Linked DNA regions of Homo sapiens: region 1 is linked to region 2. A link is a loop called in an ENCODE intact Hi-C map of the cell type or tissue named here. Cell type or tissue: heart left ventricle. All regions are shown on one strand. Each heading gives the region's core, and the rest is flanking DNA. Links, peaks and the distances in the headings are about the cores only. Region 1 overlaps TRPV3 (transient receptor potential cation channel subfamily V member 3). Region 2 overlaps CTNS (cystinosin, lysosomal cystine transporter).

What was found. Hi-C counts contacts between places; a loop is a spot of excess contacts. Peaks named below come from ENCODE experiments on the same cell type or tissue, not always from the same donor. Only the 100,000 strongest peaks of a DNase experiment are listed, where the experiment ranks them.
Region 1: it touches region 2 in a loop (2.5-fold over the local background); 19 of 110 quality-filtered maps call a loop at or near these places.

Annotation. Positions count from the first base shown.
Region 1 is chr17:3,532,527-3,537,890 of GRCh38, forward strand. TRPV3 (transient receptor potential cation channel subfamily V member 3) reads right to left here. Exons shown (of 18, transcript NM_145068.4): 7 at 3,047-3,187; 8 at 131-411. Among named protein-coding and RNA genes, the nearest start is that of TRPV3, 23 kb to the right of the region's middle. RefSeq lists a silencer at 3,223-3,272. In heart left ventricle, for the core only: CTCF peaks have their summits at 3,151 and 3,350; a DNase peak (open chromatin) is centred at 3,115; H3K4me3 peaks cover 841 bases; H3K27ac peaks cover 461 bases.
Region 2 is chr17:3,644,791-3,650,154 of GRCh38, forward strand. CTNS (cystinosin, lysosomal cystine transporter) reads left to right here. Exons shown (of 12, transcript NM_004937.3): 4 at 2,654-2,732; 5 at 4,057-4,141. LOC105371493 (a long non-coding RNA gene) reads right to left here. Exons shown (of 6, transcript XR_007065579.1): 5 at 171-385. Among named protein-coding and RNA genes, the nearest start is that of CTNS, 11 kb to the left of the region's middle. In heart left ventricle, for the core only: a CTCF peak has its summit at 3,212 (motif pointing left); a DNase peak (open chromatin) is centred at 3,202.

The DNA.
Region 1 (5,364 bases), core at 280-5,279, 110 kb before region 2:
CAAGGCTGGGACCTTCTCAAGGCTGAGGCTGTGGTTTGTGAATCCCCAGTAAGGCCCCCGGGGCTGAGAGGGTGGCAGCTGTACCTCCTGACCTCCCGACCTCCTGCCTCCCCACGCCCCATGGCCCCACCTCCGCCTTGCCCATCTTGGCGGCCAGCTGCAGCGGCGTGAGGCCATCGTTGTTGCGAGTGGTCTCCAGCTCCCAGTTGCCACTCCGCAGTAGGATCATGTCGTACATGCGCTTCACAAAGTCATTCTGCGTCTTGAAGTCCTCGGCCACGGTCACCAGGGCGTGAAGGATGTTGTTGCCTCGTGAGTCCCGCGAGGTGATGTCCGTCTGCTCGTGCTCCATCAGCAGCTGCACAATCTCGGGCTGGTTGGTGCATGCTGCCAGGGCCAGGGGCGTCTCACCTGGGGGATGAGCGCACTGAAGCTTGGTTCTCTCATGGGCCGGAAGCAGCGTCCCCCAAGCCCCAGGACTGGGGCCCATATCCTATCTCAGCAGGATGGGCACCTCAGGTTCCCTAGCCCTCTCCCCATCTTCCGCTTCTACGGGGAAGAGTGAAGCTAGATCACTGCGGTAGCCTCCTAACTGGCCTCCCTGCCTCCACCCTGGCCCTTTAATACTCTGCTCAGCACAGCAGCCAGACCAACCTGTTAGTGCCTCCCCCAGAATGAAAGCACAGGTTCCAATGACAGCCCACAAAGCCCTGCATACTCTGACCTCCTCTCTCCATCACTCACTCCCTCCTGCTACAACGGCCTTTTTCCACCTCCTCCAACACGCCGCCTGGGGGCCTTCGCTCGGCTGTCCCCTCTGCCTGTAGATAGCCCAGTCACTTTCTCCCTCACCTCCTTCAAGTCCTTGCTCAAATGTCACCTTTCAGTGAGCCACCCTAACCACTCTATTTAAAATTAAAATCCACCCTCCTCTTGTCCCAGACAGAACTCTTGGTTCCTTGTCCTCTGCTTTACTTTTTTTTTTTTTTTTGAGATGGAGTCCTACTCTGTCGCCAGGCTGGAGTGCAGTGGTGCGATCTCGCCTCACTGCAACCTCTGCCTCCCGGGTTCAAGCTATTCTCCTGCCTCAGCCTCCTGAGTAGCTGGGACTACAGGCGCCCGCCACCACGCCCGGCTAATTTTTGTATTTTTAGTAGTGATGGGGTTTCCCCATGTTGGCCAGGATGGTCTTGAACTCCTGACCTCGTGATCCACCTGCCTTGGCCTCCCAAAGTGCTGGGATTACAGATGTGAGTCACTGCACTCGGTCTACTTTGTATTTTTTAAGAGCACTTATCATTTCATATCATAGTATATAAAATTCTTATTTATAGTGCTTATTACCGATGGTCTCTCCCTGTCTAGAATGTAAGTTCCATGAGGGCAAGGATCTCTATTTTGTTCACTGATACATTTCAAGTACCTAGAACAGTGCCTGATGTAGACAGTAAGTGCTCAATAAATGCTTGTTAAGAAAAAATAAGGCAAGTGACTCACATGAGGTCACACAGCAAGCCTGGGACACGACCAGCTCCGGACACCAGGTCTTCAGCTGCCTCCCCTCTCCTCGCCCCACCCAACAAATGCTTCCCAACACCAGGTCCAACCAGCTCCTATGCAGGGCAATGGGGACACACGATGAACTGGACAAGACCCCGTTTTCCAGGACACCCACACCTGGACACGCAGGGCTGCCCAGAGCACAGACTAGCTAGTCCTGCTGATTAAAAAACCACCCAGAAGATAGTCCCAGCTACTCAGGAGGCTGCAGCATGAGAATCGCTTGAACCCAGGAGGCAGAGGCTGCAGTGAGCCAGATGGCACCACTGCACTCCAGCAGCCTGGGCAACAGAGTGAGACTCCATTAAAAAAATAAAAATAAAAAAAATAACACCCAGAAGAGAAAACAGATGGGTGATCATCAGTCAGGCAAGACTGGGTGGCAGGAGGGGTCTCCTCTGCAACAAAGTTACACAGAGAAATTTTTGTGTGTGACGGAGCCATTTGTTCCCTGTTCTGACTGCAGTGGTGGTGAACCAACTCGACGCACTGTGAAAATGAACAGAACTGTCCTCTAACACGGGTGACTTTCACTATATCTAAATTATGCATTTCAATTTTTTTTTTTTTTCCTAGAGCATCCTAACCCCAATTGCTTCTGGACTCTGTGACTTGTGAGGCAGGGGAGTTCTGCCCTCTCACTCTCGACTCCCTGTCTGCAGTCCTGAGATGCACTGGGCCCTGGCACAGAGGTCAGAGCTGGAGGCCAGGACACCTAAGTCAATGCCCTGCTACCCTGGGGCAAGTCCTTTCCCTTCACAGAGCCATCTCCTCGCCTGTAAAATGGGGCTGCCTCCTCAGCCTCCCTCCCAGGTCTCTGTTCCCTCAGAGAGCTACCCAGGACAATGCTTCTAAGACCACCAGGTGACACCACCGGAACATGGACTCCTCCCCCAACACCTCCTCCCAGCCCCTCCTTCTCTGGTCCACCCTGGTGTCCTGCTCAGATGGACATGCCCAGCCTCCTCCCCTCCTGCCCCTCTGGGGCACCAGAGCTTCTTAAGGCAGGGACAGTGTGGGTGGAGCTCAAAGCGGGGTGGCCCCTCCCTTCCTCCCTCCTTCCTTCCTTTCTCTCCCTCCGCCCTCCTTCCTCCTCCCTTCCTCCCTCTCCCTCCTCCTTCTCCCTTCTGTCTCCTGCCTCCCTCCTCCCTCCCTCCCCCTCCTTACTCCTCCTCCCTCTCCCTCCTCCCTCCTCCCTTCCTCCCTCCTTCCTGCTTCCCTCTTCCTTTCTCCCTCCTCCCTTCCTTCCTCTCCCTCCTCCCTTCCTTCCTCCCTCATCCTTCCTGCTTCCTTCCTCCCTCCTCCCTCTCCCTCCTCTCTCCTTCCTGTTTCCCCCTCCCTTCCTCCCTCTCCCTCCTCACTTCCTTCCTCCTTCCCTCTTTCTTCCCCCCTCCTCCCTTCTTCCCTCCTTCCCCTTCCCTCCCTTCCTCTCCCGTCTCCCTCCTCCCTCCTCCCAGACTCCGCACCGGGCGGGGGCGGCACCCACCGAAGTAGAAGCCTTCGTGTTGGTACTTGGGGTTGAAGAAGGCCCCCTTGGCGTGCGCGTTGACGTCGGCGCCGGCGGCGATGAGCAGGGCTGCGATGTCCCCCTGCCGCCGCTCGATGGCGATGTTCAGCGCCGTCTGCCCTGCGGAGCGGGCGGGGACGCGCGGGAGCCTCAGCGCCGGGCACAGGGGCCTCTTGCCCACCCGCTCTGGCCTCCATACCCTCCCCGAACCCACGGGGAGATCAGAACCCTGGTCTGTGTCGCCAGCTACCAGGAATCCCAGCTTTGTTCTTTGCTTCCTTCATGCCTGCGCGGACCCAAGAAATGTTTGTGGAGCGCCTGCTCCGGGCTCCGGCCCCAGGCGCTGGGGGTCAGTGGGTGCCCAAGACGCAATCTCGATTATTTTCCTCAAGAAGCCCGCAGTGTCACTGAGAACGAGGTGCTACGATTCAGAGGGGTGCAGGAGCTGCGGTACCCAGAGCAAGGGCCCTTCACAGCCAGAGAGCGTCAGGGGGCTTCCCAGAGCTCTCTAACCTGGGACCTCAGAAGTTTAGCGAGGCGGTGTGGGGCCAGCTCATCAGCCAGGGCAAGAGGGCAGAGCTTGTGCTAAGGGCCAGAGTCACAGACGGCCTTGAATTAGGAAACTGGCAGGACGAGAATGTAGGGCTCGGTGCATGGGTGTTTTCAGACCTCTCTGGCTGCAAAAGTGGAGGATGCGTTAGAAGCAGCCGAGACCAGTGAAGGAAATGATGAGGCCTGTAATCCCAGCACACTGGGAGGCCAAAGCAGGTGGATCACCTGAGGTCAGGAGTTCGAGAGCAGCCTGACCAACATGGTGAAACATGGTCTGTACTAAAAATACAAAATTAGCCGGCCGTGGGGGCGCATGCCTGTAATCCCAGCTACTTGGGAGGCTGAGGCAGGAGAATCGCTTGAACCCAGGAGGCAGAGGTTGCAGTGAGCCGAGATTGGTCCATTGCACTCCAGCCTGGGCAAGAAGAGTGAAACTCCATCTCAAAAAACAAACAAACAAACAAAAAAATGATGAGGCCTGGACTAAGGGGAGTTGGAGGGCACATGAAGGGTGGAGAAAGGAGGAAGCCCAAAGACCCTCTGGAGAAAGAGCCTTCAGGATGCCCGGCTGGGAAGAAGGGTGTCTCAGGTAAGATCTAGGTATTCAGCCCTGGCGGTGGGTGAATGATACGCTGGTGACACAGCAAGAGGAAAGAAGGGTAGCGGGAGAGACACTAAGCCTGCTGGAGACCAGAGAACTTCCAGATGGAAGGGACCAGAAGGCTGGAGTGGGGGAAGGGTCTCGAAATGCACCAACAGAAACAGCAGTTTCCAAAGAGCTGCCGCTGTGTCATAAACAAACATAGTCTTGGTGGATTAAAGAACCAAGCTTTAAGACACATTAGAAAGTTTGTTTATAGCTAACCTTTTGGTAGGGAAGACCTTCTTAAGCAGGATCCAAAAGGCAGAAACCATAAAGAAAAGGCTGACATATTTGCTTACATAAAGGTTTTTGGTTTTGGGGGTTTTTGGTTTTTTGTTTGTTTGTTTGTATGTTTGACATAGGATCTTGCTGTGTCACCCAGGCTGGAGTGCAGTGGCGTGAGCATAGCTCACTGCAACCTTGAACTCCTGGGCTCAAACGATCCTCCTGTCTCAGCCCCCCAAAAGCTAGACTTTCATATTTGGCATAAGAAATGCTCTAAGACATACAGTTAATCAAACAAAGCAACTTGTAGAATACAGACGTGATGGTCCTATTTTATGTTAGATAAGTAAATAAAACTATTTCTGTGTACATATATACACACACACGTGTGGACTACAGGCCTGCACCACCACTCCCGGCTTATTTTTAAAATTTTTTGTAGAGACAGGATCTTGCTGTGTTGCCCAGGCTGGTCTTGAATTCCTGGGCTCAAGCAATCCCCCTACCTCGGAGATTTCTGTATTTCCGAATGCATCCTAATGAAAGTTAAAGACAAGTGATAGGCTGGGGAAAATATTTGAGATATATAAAAAGGCAATGTGTTTTAGGGCCGGGCGCGGTAGCTCACACCTGTAATCCCAGCACTTTGGGAAGCCGAGGCGGGTGGATCACTTGAGGTCAGGAGTTCGAGACCAGCCTGGCCCACATGGAGAAACCCCATCTCTACTGAAAATACAAAAAAATTAGCCAAGTGTGGTGGCGGGCACCTGTAGTCCCAGCTACTCAGGAGGTTGAAGCAGGAGAATCACTTGAACTCAGGAGGCAGAGATCGCGCCACTGTACTCCAGCCTGGGCTAGAGAGCAAGACTCTGTCTTT
Region 2 (5,364 bases), core at 268-5,267:
GGGTTTCGCCATATTGGCTAGTCTGGTCTCCAAATCCTGACCTCAGGTGATCCACCTACCTCGGCCTCCCAAAGTGTTAGGATTACAGGTGTGAGCCGCTGTGCCCGGCCCTCAACCTCCTATATGCAAAGATTGTAGGAGCTCTGTAGCCATGTAGATCTCCCACTCACCTTGACCTCCACTACCTCTGGCAGAGCCCTAGGGATCCAGAGTCTGGCTGGCCGCCCAGCATCACTTTCAGCATCCTGTCCTGAGCAGTGGCTGGTTGTGGGACTTGCTTATCTGGCATGGTCCTCAGCTCTAGGCAGAATTGAACTGGTGGTACAGGAAGTCCCAGCTATGCAAGCCCAGAAGAAATCCTCAGAATGACCTCAGAACAGTGAGCCTGAAAAAGAAGGGCAGACTCGCCACAGCGGCTTCCAGGCTCTGAGGCTCCACATAAGGAAGGGACTGCCTTTTGCCGCTCTGAGCACCTTGGCCTCTGCAAGGGCCAGGGGACATCCTGTTCTGAGGAGCCCAGCCAGCCAGCAGGGGACTGGAGATTGTGGACTGTGGGGACCTACGGACTTGGGACAGAGCTTCCATCTGTATTCACATGTGCTGAGCATGGAGAAGGCAGCTCTCAGGGTCTGAGAGGCTCTGGGTAGCAGAGCCTGGCCTGGCAGGGCAAGCTTCAGGCTGTGATCTCCTTAGAGGAGACGAGGTTACAGAGGAAGAGAAACTACCAGGTAGGAGTATTGAGGCGGAGAATCAGAGGTCAAATTGGGTAACTTTAAGTTTCCTTCCGGGCCAGGTATGGTGGCTCACACCTGTAGTCCCAGCGCTTTGGAAGGCCAAGGCAGGCAGATCACCTGATGTCAGGAGTTCAAGACCAGCCTGGCCAACATGGTGAAACCTCATCTCTACTAAAAATACAAAAATTAGCCAGACGTGGTGCTGCATGCCTATAATTCCAGCTACTTGGAAGGCTGAGACAGGAGAATCACTTGAACCCAGGAGGCAGAGGTTGCAGTGAGCAAAGATCATGCCACTGCACTCCAGCCTGGGCAACAAAGCGAGACTCTGTCTCAAAAAAAAAAAAAAAAAAAAGTTTCCTTCCAACCCAAGCGTCTAAAATTTCAGATCTCAATTCATCTGCCTTTGAGGGGTCTGAGTGACAGGGTCTGGGTGGGGGGAACTGGGCCTGGGGGGTCTGAGTGACGGGGTCTGGGTCGGGGAACCGGGCATGCTGGCAGCCTCTGCCGTTGCAAAGACGCTCCTCATCACAGTCATGCACCTGCTTCCCCGCCCGGCCTAGAGTCATGACCATAACCCCAGGCTGTGTGTAACCCTGAAGGCAATCAGGCAGGGGAAGTGAGATGGCAGGTGTGGCATGAGCCTTCCAGTACCCCTGGGAGCAGAGGCTGGGACGGGGCTGCACAAAGAATACAGGAAGCACACAAAGAGAGGCTTACTCAGTCCGGTGCTCTGGGCTAGTTGGCCTTGCAAGAGGGTTTTCTTTCTTTTTTTTTTTTTTTTGAGATGGAGTCTCGCTCTGTTGCCCAGGCTGGAATGCAGTAGCGATCTCAGCTCACTGCAACCTCTGCCTTCCAGGTTCAAGCAGTTCTCTGCCTCAGCCTCCAAAGTAGCCGGGACTACAGGTGCATGCCACCAAACCCAGCTAATTTTTTGTATTTTTAGTAGAGACAGGGTTTCACCATGTTGGCCAGGACGGTCTTGATCCTCTGACCTCGTGATCCACCTGCCTCGGCCTCCCAAAAGGCTGGGATTACAGGCATGAGCCACCACGCCTGCCCAGTTTTCTTTCTTTTTTTAAGAAAATATTCTGTAGAAACAGAGTCTTTCTGTGTTGCCCAGGCTGATCTCCAGCTCCTGGGCTCAAGCAGTCCTCCCGCCTTGGCCTCCCAAAGCGCCAGGTTTCTAAGCGTGAGCCACCACGCCCAGCCCCACGATGGTTTTCTAAGACCCTAAGACCCAGATCTGCTTCTTCCCTCATCTGGGGGCCTGTTTGTCAACTTGATTCTGAGTTAACAGCTTAATGCCAAGAAGAAATCTCAGAGTGAAACAACTATTCACCCTTCCTCCTCCAGTACCCCGCAGATAGTCAGCCCCAGGAAGGGGACCAGTGCCAGGGTGAGCTGGGTTGGGAAGGGACCCCAAAGGGCTCCTTAGAAACTCATTAGCTGGGCCCATGTGTCTCTCTGAGAGTGCAGGAAAGGGGCTGGCCCAGTTCTTCAGGACCATTTTGACTTCATGAACAGAGGAGACCCCTGTGCTTTCATCTGAAGAGGTGGTTCACGGCTGCCTTTTACGCTCCCAGGTCACGCTGGAATTCCCCTGTAATGATTTTTGGGCTCCATGGTTCTCTAACAATCTCTGGTTAACTCAGCCGCAGACTCTCAGAGCCTGTCATCGCAGCGGGAGGAGGACGCTCCGGCGTTTCCTGCTCAGGCCTGTTTTCCTCCATCTCTGTCTCTGGCAGCAGGTGGGGAAGGAAGCTAACCAGGGCCTGTGTTTGCAGTCCCATCACAGAATAGGGCTCGTCAGAGAGTCAGAGCTCAGGAGTTCAGATGTCAGGGGTTTCGGCCCAGTTTTCTGTCACAGGCCTGAACTCTGACCCAGTGCCTCATGTCATTGATTTGGGTCCTTCCAGAGTCAAGCGTCAGCCTCACTGTTCCTCCTGTCGTAAAGCTGGAGAACGGCAGCTCGACCAACGTCAGCCTCACCCTGCGGTAAGTTCCTGGGCCTGGCGCTGTGCTCAGCTCCGCTCAGGCCCCGCAGCTGGGTCAGGGCTGACCCCTGGCTCAGTCTGTTCAGATTTCAGATGCGCTATTCTTGCCTCTTACCTGTAAGACAAGCCCTAGAAAAAGGGATGGTGCTAGCCCCGGGCTGCAGGATGGGATCGCAAAGGCTGACCCCCACCCTGAGTCCTCACTTTCCCTGGCAGGAGAAGGAAGGGGTGCTTCTCCCAGAGACGTGCGTCTTTTCCCCGCATGGGAAGAGTCCTGTGTGACCGGTGTTGAGGCCAGATTTCAAAGCGATTCTTTCTAAGACTAAGTATTTGAAGAGAGCCCTGAAGGTCAAGGGGCAGGGAGCTGAGCTGCTGGTTGGCACTTCTGAGGTTGCTTTCAGAAGCAGGAGTGGCCACGTCGGGTGAATGCCGCTCATGCTGGGCCTTGTCTGGGAGTCTCACTTGCTGCCACCTGCTGGCTTAGGCACAAACGTCGCGACCTAGTCCAGTCTGTGCCAGGGAGGCTGCCTCTGCCTTCTCTGCTCTTAGCTGCTTTGTCCTTCCCTTGCCTCCCAGCCGTGAGGATTCCCTGATGAAGAAGACCTAGAACCCTCTCCTTCTCTCTTTATGCCTTTCCCCCTTCCTCGCCTCTCCTGCGAGATCTGGCCTGAAAGCAAAGCTTTGGTTCCGAGGCCCCTAGCAGGCCTGCCATTCCGCTCCCAGCTCCTTCTGTCTCTGCACACCCTCCCCCTGCAAATCTTACAAGTCATCTCTTACCACAACTGTCCAGGCCCCTGGAGTGGCCTCCCACTGCCTTTCAGATTAACTCCAGGCCTCTAAACCCAGGGCCAGGGCCCAGAAGACGGCTTCCAGCCAGCACATCTGCCTTCTCCCGTCAGATGCCTCTCCCAGCTTTCCAAGTCCGGACTGCTCCCTCCTCATTCCCTGCCTGAGCCCTCTCCTCCTTCAGTCAAATGCTGGCCCTCACACAAGGCCCCACTCAGACCCGACTCTCTGGGAAGCCTTTCCCACCGGAGCAGGGAGCCACGGTCCTGGGCCTCCAGATGCCTCATTTGTCATTCACACCCACCTTGCTTTCTTCTCTGTTCTCACCCTACCCTGAAGGGACAGACACCTGGTCTCCTGATTAAGACAGGAAGGCCTACGGGAGCACGATTTCCACCTGGCTACCCATCAGGGTGGAGCACCTAGCATTTCCTAAGCCTAACTGCTTGAGAGTTGAAGGCCAGATGTGAAATCCAGAGGGTTGGTTGAGATCTCACTGTCCAGCTTCTCAGCAGTAATTAGACTCTTGTCCTCCACAGGCCACCATTAAATGCAACCCTGGTGATCACTTTTGAAATCACATTTCGTTCCAAAAATATTACTATCCTTGAGCTCCCCGATGAAGTAAGTAACCAATCTTAACGGATGGGTAGGGAAATGCTAGGTAACAGAACACATTTGAATTAAGAGCTGGTGGAAACAGGTCTCCTAGGCGGCCCCTGTTCCATCAACCTAGAAATCTGTGATTTTGGCTTTGTTGGTGTCTTTTGGGGATGAGTATCACATGCCATTAGATGGAATTAAGAAGGTGATAGTGAGGAACCTGAGGCAAAAATGGTTCTGGGAATGTAAACGTTCTTACCGGGAGTGGTGGCTCACGCCTGTAATCCCAGCACTCTGGGAGGCCAAGGTGAGCGGGTCACCTGAGGTAGGAAGTTCGAGACCAGCCTGATCAACATGGTGAAACCCCATCTCTACTAAAGTAAATACAAAAATTAGCCAGTCGTGGTGGCATGCACCTGTAATCCAAGCCACTTGGGAGGCTGAGGCAGGAGGATCACTTGAACCCAGGAGGCGGAGGTTGGGGTGAGCCTAGATGGCCCCACTACACTCCAGCCTGGGTGACAGAGTGAGACTCCTTCTCAAAAAAAAAAAAAAAAAAAGTTCTTACAATTTTCAAGGCCTGGCTGCTCAAAGGGCATTCAAGGACCAGAGAATTGGGCTTCCTTAGGAACACAGCATCTCAGGCCCCATCCCAAACCTACTGATTCAAAGTCAGCACACTAGCAAGATCCCCAAATGGTTTGAGTCCACATTAAGGTTTGTGAAGCCTCATTCTGAGACACCACTGGTTGGGTGTCGTTTCCAAAAACCAGTGCCAGAGGCCGTGTGATCTAATAGCGATCATTACCCATAGCTTTATGCATGTATCTATTTGTGTGTACCCTGCTCCCACCTTACTGAGCATTTGAGCCAGTTGCTATTCAATTAGATAAAAAGCATCCACAGAGGAGGTGGCAAATAAGGGTTTAAATAACAAGATGAACGCAAGTCACTCAGGGCGCATAACTTCTGGAGAGCTATTGTACAACCTGGCGATATAGTTAACAATCATGTATTACTGCATGCCTAAAAACTGCTAAGAGATAGATCCTAAATGTTCCCACCACAGCTGGGTGCAGTGGCTTGCACCTATAGTCCTAGCTACTCACGTTCGTAACAACAACAAAAAAAAGATAAGTATCTGAGATGATGGATATTAATTAGCTTGATTTAGTCATTTCACAATGTATGCATACATCAAAGCATCACGTTATATACTGCAAATATATACACTTTTTATTTGT